Regions from separate parts of the Mus musculus genome. Here region 2 is linked to region 1. A link is a loop called in an ENCODE intact Hi-C map of the cell type or tissue named here. Cell type or tissue: left cerebral cortex. All regions are shown on one strand.

What was found. Hi-C counts contacts between places; a loop is a spot of excess contacts. Peaks named below come from ENCODE experiments on the same cell type or tissue, not always from the same donor. Only the 100,000 strongest peaks of a DNase experiment are listed, where the experiment ranks them.
Region 2: it touches region 1 in a loop (2.2-fold over the local background); 2 of 42 quality-filtered maps call a loop at or near these places.

The regions. Positions count from the first base shown.
Region 1 is chr12:36,109,732-36,114,731 of GRCm38, reverse strand. It overlaps Bzw2 (basic leucine zipper and W2 domains 2), which reads left to right. Exons shown (of 12, transcript NM_025840.3): 7 at 655-764; 8 at 4,857-5,000. Among named protein-coding and RNA genes, the nearest start is that of Bzw2, 45 kb to the left of the region's middle. In left cerebral cortex, a CTCF peak has its summit at 2,065 (motif pointing left); DNase peaks (open chromatin) are centred at 2,463, 3,418 and 4,084; H3K27ac peaks cover 1,703 bases.
Region 2 is chr12:36,184,008-36,189,007 of GRCm38, reverse strand. Ankmy2 (ankyrin repeat and MYND domain containing 2) reads right to left here. Exons shown (of 10, transcript NM_146033.3): 6 at 2,068-2,282; 7 at 1,223-1,358. Among named protein-coding and RNA genes, the nearest start is that of Ankmy2, 29 kb to the right of the region's middle. In left cerebral cortex, a CTCF peak has its summit at 2,253 (motif pointing right); DNase peaks (open chromatin) are centred at 1,097 and 2,345.

The sequences.
Region 1 (5,000 bases):
AAGATGAGGGCTTCTGGGGAACTCAGTGTTGACCTCTGGCTTCTATACACACATGCACACATTTAGTAAATATGAAGAAATGAATTAAGCACTTGAATAACTAAGTTATACCAGACTGGAATCAGTACTCTTGCTGGGAAAATAGTTTTGTTGTTTTCCCGATAGAGTTTCTCAGTGTAGTTCTGCTTGTCCTGGAGCTTGCTCTGTAGACAAAGCTGGCCTTGAACTGAAGAGAAAGTACTGGGATTAAAGGCATGCATCACCACTGCCTGGCTAAAGACTATTTTCATTGTTGAGTTTATTGTCATTGATATTTCTTTGTTTTTGTTTTTGTAAGTGGAATATCACCATGTAGCCCTGCCTGTCCTTACACTTACTGTGTAGATCCAGTTGTTCTGCCTCTTACAGCAATGCTCCTGCCTCCACTTCCTGTTGCTGGCATCAAGGGCATGAGCCACCATTCCTGGGTTCTTGCTCATGAAGACTTATTTTTTGTATGAATAGAGAGCTGTGCATGTAGGTCTGTCTACCTTTCCCTGTCTCCCGGGATCAAATCCTTTAGCTCTTACCCATTTCTGGAAGCCTGTGAGAAGTGTGCATCCTCACAGGTGGTCTCTGGTACCCAGGAATGACATTCTCACTTTCTTTTAACAGGCATCGCAGCCTCATTCGCTGTCAAGCTTTTCAAAGCCTGGATGGCAGAGAAAGATGCCAATTCTGTTACCTCTTCACTGAGAAAAGCCAACTTAGACAAGAGGCTGCTTGTAAGTGTTTTTTGCATCAAGCTTGTGGTGACTGGTGTCAGGGTGGTGTCATGTCAGTGACATACCAGGGTCTCTGCTGAACTGGAGTGTGTTCCTTTTATTTCTTATTATCATAGAGAAACAAATTCTATTTTAGTCTTATATACCCTCTAATATATTTTAAATAAATGAAGTACCCTCTAGGCCAACCATAAGGAACACTTCTGGGAATGCAGGAAGACTTTTCTAGAGAGGATTACCTGGGGAGGGTTGAGGCTGTATAATGCTAGGACCATCTTGTGAGGTAGCGAACTGCATGGAGTAAAGAGGGGAAAGGAGAGAAGCAGTTGATGTTGACATGCCCTTTCTCTGCTTCCTGATTGGCTCTGTGAACCAAACCACTCCCACCAACACCATCTCCCAACTGTGAGCCAAATTAAACCCTTCTCTTAAAGTTTCTTTCTCTCATATGCGTGGTCATAGCCACTTTTACAAAATTACAAGAGATATCAACACTCAAGTTTGGAAGATTGTTGACATGGTATTAATATTTTATCAACAGTAAAGCTTTTTCCTGATGGCTGTAGTGGTATTTCAGTGGTATTGGGCTTGCCTGACACACTCAAAGCCATCCCGGTTGCAATCCCCAGAGTAATAAAACAAACTAACACTTTCTTTAGTATCAAATAACTATTTGCAAAACTAAAGGTTTTTTTTTAACTATATGTTTAAAAACTAATGTATTTTTAAAAAAAAACTCATTCTCAACAAATAAGATCCTTGTGATATTGAGTAGGAATTATATTATACCTTTCTTTAGTGGGCAGGGGTCATGCATTCCCTGATGTACATACAGAGGTCAGGACAACTTGTAGGAATTTTTTCTTCTACTGTGTTGTTATAGGGATCAAACTCAGATTAGTGGGCTTTGCCTATTTACCCAGCGAGCCTTCCTGCCAGACCCACCATAGCATTTTTGACGAGCCTGTGAGTTGTCCATGAATTAGCTATATCTTGTCTAGTCACAGCTGGGTTCCACGTGTCTTTTCATCTCAGGAACAAGACTGAAGGATCTCCCATTTAGGACATTGTGTCTGCATGGCATAGGACAGAAACACAGGTCACAAACTGAAGCCCTCAGTCACATTAAAAACCTACCTGCAATTGGCCCCGGTAGAGACGCAGCTCAGTGGTTAAGAGTACCTACTGTTCTTGCAAAGGGTCCAGCAGTCATGTCAGGAAGAGGCAGTTCACAGCCACCTGTAATTCCATCTCCAGAGGCTCCAACGCCCTCTTCTGGTCTCATGTGCATATATCTACACTCTGACACGTGTGCATAAATACCATTTAAAATAAAAATTAGGAGAAAAAGTCACTGGCAAGTCTGGAAAATAGAGTAGGACATTTAGCCTCTGTCTGCAGCACTGAGGGAGGGGTTCTGTTGATCCACTTTGACGGAGAGGAAGTTGGCGATTGGGAACAAAGATAGAATCTATCACAACTTGCCACAAAAGACTCAAAGTCTGGTTTCTTAACTAGCTACAGGTTGGTTAATTAGGTCACTGGATATAAAAGTGCATCTGTCTTGAAAACACATGTCATTTAACTGAACTTACTAGATCTGCATGCTGTGGGAAAGAGACGCGTAGATTCTGTTTCTCCCAAGAGCTTCCAACATCAGTGGGGAGAGGAGAGGCTGCTTGTGGCGAACAAGTACAGGAGGTGCCTGAGATTTCCTGACTCAACCCATGAGACACTTGGCATCTGTTATATTCTCAAGGGAGTCATTTTTTGTTTCATGAAGATATGCAGCTAAGTTTTATGTAACTGTTCACAAAAATAGTGATGTTAGCTATTACTCAGCACTGTTACAGATGAAGGAAAAAATTGTATAGCTCAAGGGGAGAGGGGATGGAAGAAACTATTTCGAATCCCTAGAAAAAGGAGAAGTTGGTCTTTTATTTATTCATTGAGTATGGTATTGGCACATTGTGTGCCACGAATTTCTGGGAATGGGGATAATTGAAAGAAAGCAAATAGACCCTGGCTTTTATGAAGTAGCATTGACTTCAAGGGAATGGGCAACACAGAGATAGCGAGTGCAGGTTTGTTTTTAATGGTGAATTTGGGGTTATTGTGGTACTTGTCTGTAATCCTAACACTGGGGGGCTGAGGCTAGAGGATTACCATGAGTTTGAAGCTAGTCTTCTAGTATATTGCCAGATCAAAGCTACCTTCATGAGACTCGATCTCAAAATCAAAAACAAAGGGGAAAGTCAAGGTGAAACACTGTAGAGAGAAAATTACCTAGACAAAAGCTACAGGAAACCAGATCAGGCAGAATAATAATTAATACAGACTTTTTGGTAGTAAGGAAGGCCTATGCGATGAGGCTGTGTATCCTAAAACGACATCTTCATAAATGAACTGTATGGGAACAGTATGATTGGCATGCACTTGAACATAACATCAAATCCCATTTTGCAGTCACGTCTTCCTGACAAAGAGCGTTCCGTGGTTATACTGAGCTATGGAGCCAATGTTGACTGACCTTAGTGCCAATGGCACTGTCCTGAAGTATTTCTAGCTGTATCAGCCACATCAGCTGTTAAATTTATTGATGCATGTCTACTTCAGGCCTGCCTGGCAATATGGATACATGAGTAGGAGTGCCTGCTGCCGAGCCTGAGAACTGATTCCTCAGGACCCACATATGGAAAGACCAGATTTCCACAGGCTGTCCTCTGAGAGCTCACACAAGTGGGTCCTACAAACTGCACATATATAAACACACTTGTTAGATATAGAGAAATGACAAGAGAGAGAGAGAGAGCAAGAGCGCTTTTGTTTCTAGAAACACTTGCTTATTTTAAACAGTCTAAAGGAAATCCCAATTCAGTTGATTCTCTGGGAGGGGAGGGACCACTCCATAAAATGAAATTGGCCCCTTCCACTAAATCTGAAATGTCTTGGATGGAACTGTAAACACTAACACAATGATACTGTAAATATTAACGGTGAAGTTTCAGTGTGGTGGGAAGTGGTATTTTGATATGCATGCGCATTTGATAGATTCTCCCACTGACTCTGTTCTGACATAAAAATATATGAGTCAAGGGAAATTTGGGGGTGAAATAGGGGAAGGCTGAGGTTTAAGTCCTGGCCAAGCAGCCTCTGCTCTGCCCCTCTCCTCAGTGGCAGCCCCCATGACAGCTCTTTGTACTGAGTTGGAGATATGGAGCCTTTGGCAACACACAGGCAGATCTAACCAATGTAAAGTTTGTGCCCAGTTTTTAGACTTGCCAGCAGTCGGGAGAATGTGAGAGCTCTGTGAATTGCCTGCATTTCATAGTTAGCTGCTGAATTCACACAGGATTAGACGGTTATGAGAAGGTGCCAGGCTGCGTAGGGGAAGATGACGTGATGAAGATATCAAAGCAGCTATGGTGTTCTGCTCTTTTTATTGTTGTTTTACCAAAACCAAAAACAAACAAACCACACCATCAGAATAATGTGGTAAGCTGAGCAGTCGATGAGTTAAGTTTAGAATAGGTCTTGCCCAGACCTTAATTGAGAGCCACCATCATTAGTGGAGAATAGATAGCAAAGTCCACCATGGCTCCTTTACTGTATCCTTGGCTGCAGCATTTACTTGTGATGAGTGGAGGTCCCTGGGGAGGAGCGGTTTGGTTTTTTTGTTTTTGTTTTTGTTTTTGTTTTTTTTTCTAGTGTTTCCAATCATTTCAGCTTTACAGAAAGAGCCTTGTTAACTCAACGAAGGAAGCAGTGCAAACGGTTTCAGTTTCCTTCCTCTCACTTTAAAAACAATTTAAATACTGTTCAGAGTTTTTATCATATTCATGTGGTCAGGTGAATTTAGTCCTGTGCCATTGTTGATTAAAGCAAAGAAAAAGAGATGGGTGGGTACGGTGAACAAAGCAAGTTTGTCTATGTTGCTCAATACTTTATTTTAAAAGATGCTCACCTCCGTGACTGTATAGGAACACTTCAGTCCTCCTCAGCTGAATGAGCGATGTCACAAGTGGCTTTAGTATGAGAATCCCATCCTAATTTGAATAGCCTGTAGCTTACAAACCTCCTTTTCTCCTTCAGGAACTCTTCCCAGTGAACAGACAGAGTGTGGATCATTTCGCTAAGTACTTCACTGACGCGGGGCTGAAGGAGCTGTCGGACTTTCTCCGAGTCCAGCAGTCGCTGGGCACCAGGAAAGAACTGCAGAAGGAGCTGCAAGAGCGA
Region 2 (5,000 bases), 74 kb before region 1:
AACCTTTATTCCACGGGACACATGCGCAGCTCAGAGTGGCCGTGTGATACAGATTTAAGTGTCGACTATGTGGAGAGCATTGTCCCCATTCAGGATAGAGTCTTTGCTCTATCTGCCTGCCTGAGATGAGCATTTGTCCTACAGGAAGTCTGTGCACACAAACGAGCTTTGTTAATGCCACAGAGGGTGCAAGCCTGAAGACCCGAGTTCAGACCTTGAATCCAGTGCTGGAGCAAAAAAGCAACTGCTCAGAGTTGTGTTCTGCCCTCTATGTGTCTGTGAGTCTTACTGTTTTCACTCTATTGGCCAGGCCTGGTATATCCATCATAATTCATCCTCATGATTTGCTCCCTAATCTTCTAAAAGCTTAATTGGAAAATAGCCAACCGTACTTAAAAGCGAAGGCTGCTATGTGAAAGGAGCGGAAGCTTGCGAACCAAGTACTGAGGGGAAGCACTTTGCTGGGAGTACCTGGAACTCACTTCTGTCTTGATTTTTCTCCACACTGAGGGTGACAGCACAGCCTTCAGTAGGGACAGAGAAGGGAACCAAATTGCCAGAGGGACAGAGGAAGCTATGTTCTGGGGAAAAGGCTGATACAGGATTTGGTTGAAAGGCTCATAAAAGCATGAATCAGTGTGACGAAGGCGAACAGAAAACTCTTCAAAGATGAGGAAAGCATAAAGTGTCTCACAAAACAGCCCTTGATCACATGACAGAGAGGTAGCAAGTGATTTAAAGCAACAGTAAAATTTACTTCCTACAACTCGGCTATAGGGGATTTTTTTTTTTTTAAGTTGGAACATTTCTAATTAGAGGCACTAAAATTACATATAAGCAGCAGGGACACACTTTGAGATTGTTATCAGGAATCACGGCCAGCCTTCTATTGGCTAGTTCAGCTGTGGCCCATTGCCCTAACCCTGGCACCCTAGACTACCAATCTATGCCTCCACCTACTCTGGGAATTTCCACCAGTAATTCTTCCACCAACGCACACACGTGTGTCACCATCCTTCAGTAGACAGGCATCCAACCAGCTTAGCTTTCACAAAGATATTCACAGGCCCGCTCCCTTTATAACTTACAACTTTCCTATGTAGAAAAATACCGTTTGGTTTCTAAAAATTCCCTGAATGGTAAGGAGAACTTGTCCCTAGCAACACAGCATGCAGTGGTCTGGGCTCACTGGACATTTAACCTAGCAAAAGAGGAGCCTTACAATTTCAACTGGAGCGATGCTTCGCACCAGCTGCTGTAGGAGTGTGGCTTCACAGTATGGAAACTTCCGGATGCTTTCTCTGATGATCTTTTCCTGATACACCGGGAAGCCATCAGACGCTCGGCCTTTCAACAAGCTGAAAGACATTTTTTTAAACAGTTCAAATTGTGACATTAGAGCAGTTCCCTCCTTGGGACCCAAAAGCTTTTAATAGTTTCCTGTTAAAATGGTGTCTCCTCCAATCTCAAGGATGGACTCAAACTAAATTGTTACTCAGACCATACTGATTAGCACAAGCCCTCAAAGGCCTGAGTGCTGTCCTCTGGCCAGCTAGCTACTGATGACCTAGTCAGCCATTTGTAGGAAGAATGGAAGCTCTCAGCGAGCCACTCACTCGTGACTCAGTTCCTTTTCCTTGGTAAAGCTGTGCATCAGTGAGATCCCTATGGTGAGTGGACAAAGGTCATACACAGCTCTGTCAGGAGTGGTAACAATACAGGAAGTACCAGTAGGAATCCAGCCGAAGGCAAAGGTCACACACAGCTCTAGCAAGTGTGGTGACAGACACAGGAAGTGCCCGGTACAGCAGCCTACTTTACTGTACACTTAAGCTTGGACGATTTTCTAGCTGTGTGGTCTTATGTATAATGTCACAGTAAATCAGTAAAAACAACAACGGAAATGACTAAAACTTGGTCAGAGTCTAATATTGTCCCTTGTTCTGGGAGACTAAACGTGACTCCAACAGAGACTGGCGCCGCTATAGTGTTAATTCTCGCACGTGTCATGGGGCTTCCGATAAGGCATCTTGAGCATCTTTCTGCATGCCATGGCAGAAGCCGTACCTTCTGATCAGGGTGTCCAGCTTATTCTCTCCTTCTTTGAGGAAGGTAATGCATTTCTGAAAGATGCAGCTGATGTAGTGCATTTTCATAGCCAACACTTCATTCATGTCTCTCTGTTTCATGCATTTCTCACAGATCAAATCCATCACCCTGTAGCATTTACCGAGAGCAGCTGCGTCTGCCAGCAGAGGGTTCTCACTCACAAGCATCACGATCTAGAAGAAGAAATGCCATCGAACACTGAGATCCCACCAAAGACCTCTCCGAGAGGTAGTCGGTGCAGCCGGTATCCAGGCTGTCCAGGTTATTCTTAGAATCACGGGTATGGCATAACTCAAGTCAGAAGGCAGTTTGCTACTGCTCCATGTTATAAAGCTAACATTAGGGAATCTCTTGACATTAAAGTTAAAACGGATTCTGTCATCTGCCTATACTAAGGTGCTAGCATGCCTCCCAGAGCACAGTGCGCTACTGTCTCTGACAAGCACTTTTATGAATGCTTACACAGTGTACCTGCAAAACTGTTCACTACACACAGGACAGTATCACCAAGCGATCAACGACTCTTAGTTAATATTACTAAACTCAATAATCCCATAGCTAGGAAAACTACAGTTCTCCCTACTTCCTCTTCTTCCTTCTTTGCTCTTTGGGTTTTTGAAGACAGGTTTTCATGTATCTCAGACTGGCCTTGAACTTGTTATGTAAGGATGCCTCTGAATTCCTGATCCTGCTGTCCCCATAGCCCAAGTGCTGGGATAACAGATGTGCATGTGTTTATGGGGTGCTAGAAAGTGAACCCTAGGCTTCTCAATGCTAAGCAAGCATTCTGTTACTGTTAGATCCCCAGTCCTCAAATTCTTATTAATTTTAAGAAAATTTTAATTCTAGTCTCCAGAAAGAAGACTAGAAAAAATAAGGGCTTTTACTTTCCAGTTAACTCCATTTCTTTGTGAAATTTTTCCTTAAGATTATCCCAGTCATGCCCAACAATGCAATTATGTTAAAATGAAAACCATAAACAGCTTTGAAAGGGAGACTAGTAGAAAGCTATCCAATCTCACAAATTATGAGTCCTACATCTTCTATTTATGTACTAATTCAGCTCAAATTTACTCTAATAAGGAGTGCTTCTATGACCTCTTCTATGGGGTACATTATTTGAAGTTAGTCTGCAGGTGACCACCATACAGTTTGCTGGTGACAATAAGGATGAGAACCTGTGTGCAGTGGCCAGATGGTGGGCAGCAGACAGTACTCGCTAACCTGTGTGCTTCAGCTCAGTCCCTGTGCCAGAGACAACCACGGTCAGGGAGGAGACTTTGTGAACTGCATTCTCTTCAGACATGCATGAAGAGAAATCATCTGTGAGTTGATATAATACCCAGGTCCAGCCTTCCTGGAAATCTCACAGAGCTTCAAGGACAATGAAACATGACCTTTGACACTACTAAATTATTTTTTATATAACGAAATACTTTCTTAAGACCACAGTACTTTATAAGAAATTATCCGGCTTCAGGAAGTAACTAAAACTGATTCCTTATTAATAAATTTGCTGATTACCCTCTCCACCAAAACAAATGTAAAAGAAATTAATCTGTGGGAGCGGGAGAGATGGGCAGCTCAGTGGTTAAGAGCAGTGGCTGCTCAGTTTAAGAGCAGTGGCTGCTCTTTCAGAGGATCTAGCACCCATACGGCTGCTCAAAAGCAGACAAAATTCCAGTTCAGAGGTTCAGATGTCCCTTCTTGCTTCCACAGGTACTGGGTACACATGTGGTGTAACGATATAGACACAGGCTCAGCAGTTACGAGAGTTACTGCTCTTGCAGAGGACCAGGTTTAGTTCCCAGGACTCCCACGGCAGCTCACAGCTACCTGTAAACTCCAGTTCTGGGGTCTATTGACTCTTCTACTTGCCAGGGCTTTGTACCTGAGCAGTGAACTCGATGCCCTCAGGTACCCAACATGACATAAAATGAATATTTTTTTAAAAAACAATTTGTAGAAAAAAATTAATTTGTGATGTAGAGGACCCATTAATACATCTGCTAATTATATTCACTTAAAACTGCTCAATATTTTATATATGGTCTCACATCATAAGGGTATGGACTCAAACGTACAAGCGAACTTCTTTGTAAAAATCTAAAACAAAGCCTATATTAATATCTTAAGGAAATTTGAGATGCTAGGCTTTGGTTTTTCTACAAATCGAAGGAAAGATTTATGAGGGCGATGATCAATAAATAGGAGCTCCTGAAATATTCCTGTGCTCTTCACAAGGGAATATTCTCATTAGCTCTCTTCATATCTGCAGCATTATAAAAGGGGACAAAGGAAATCTTCATTATGCACTGCCAAGAGACGTATGTGTGTTCCTTTTAGCATAAAATCAAGGTGAATCTTCTTTCTCCAAGCACGGCTAGCAAAGGCCATGCCTCTGCAGTAGCATTATAATTGTTTTCCCTCTGTCCACTATTTTTTTTTTAAAGTGGTAAGTCGACACTCCTGGGCTTGAAAGACTGGACGGCCAGGTGTGCACCGGCCTGCTCCTCCCTCGGAGGCCTTTCTCAGAGGCTATTGTGATTTTTGCCTGAGATTTTGTTTTTCTCCTAGATTCATCTGGGCATCCCCACAACTCCCCAAATCCCTTTTGAAAACAAACGCATCACTATAGCAGCCACGTAACCTAGATGCAAAGGCAGCCATTTTAGGCACAAAAGCAGTGAAACAGTGAGCTGTGCCTGGGGAGAAGTTCTGTGCTTTCTTTTAAAAGACGGGGTTTCTGCTCCCCTTTACAACCTTCTGAAGATGTGTGACAGCTTACAGATCGGTGAGCAGCAGTGAAGTAGGCCACCACAACAAAAGCAGTGTTGCTGCTTTTGTATCCAAAGTATAGCAGAAAGAAAGAGCTTCAGGTGAACTACCCG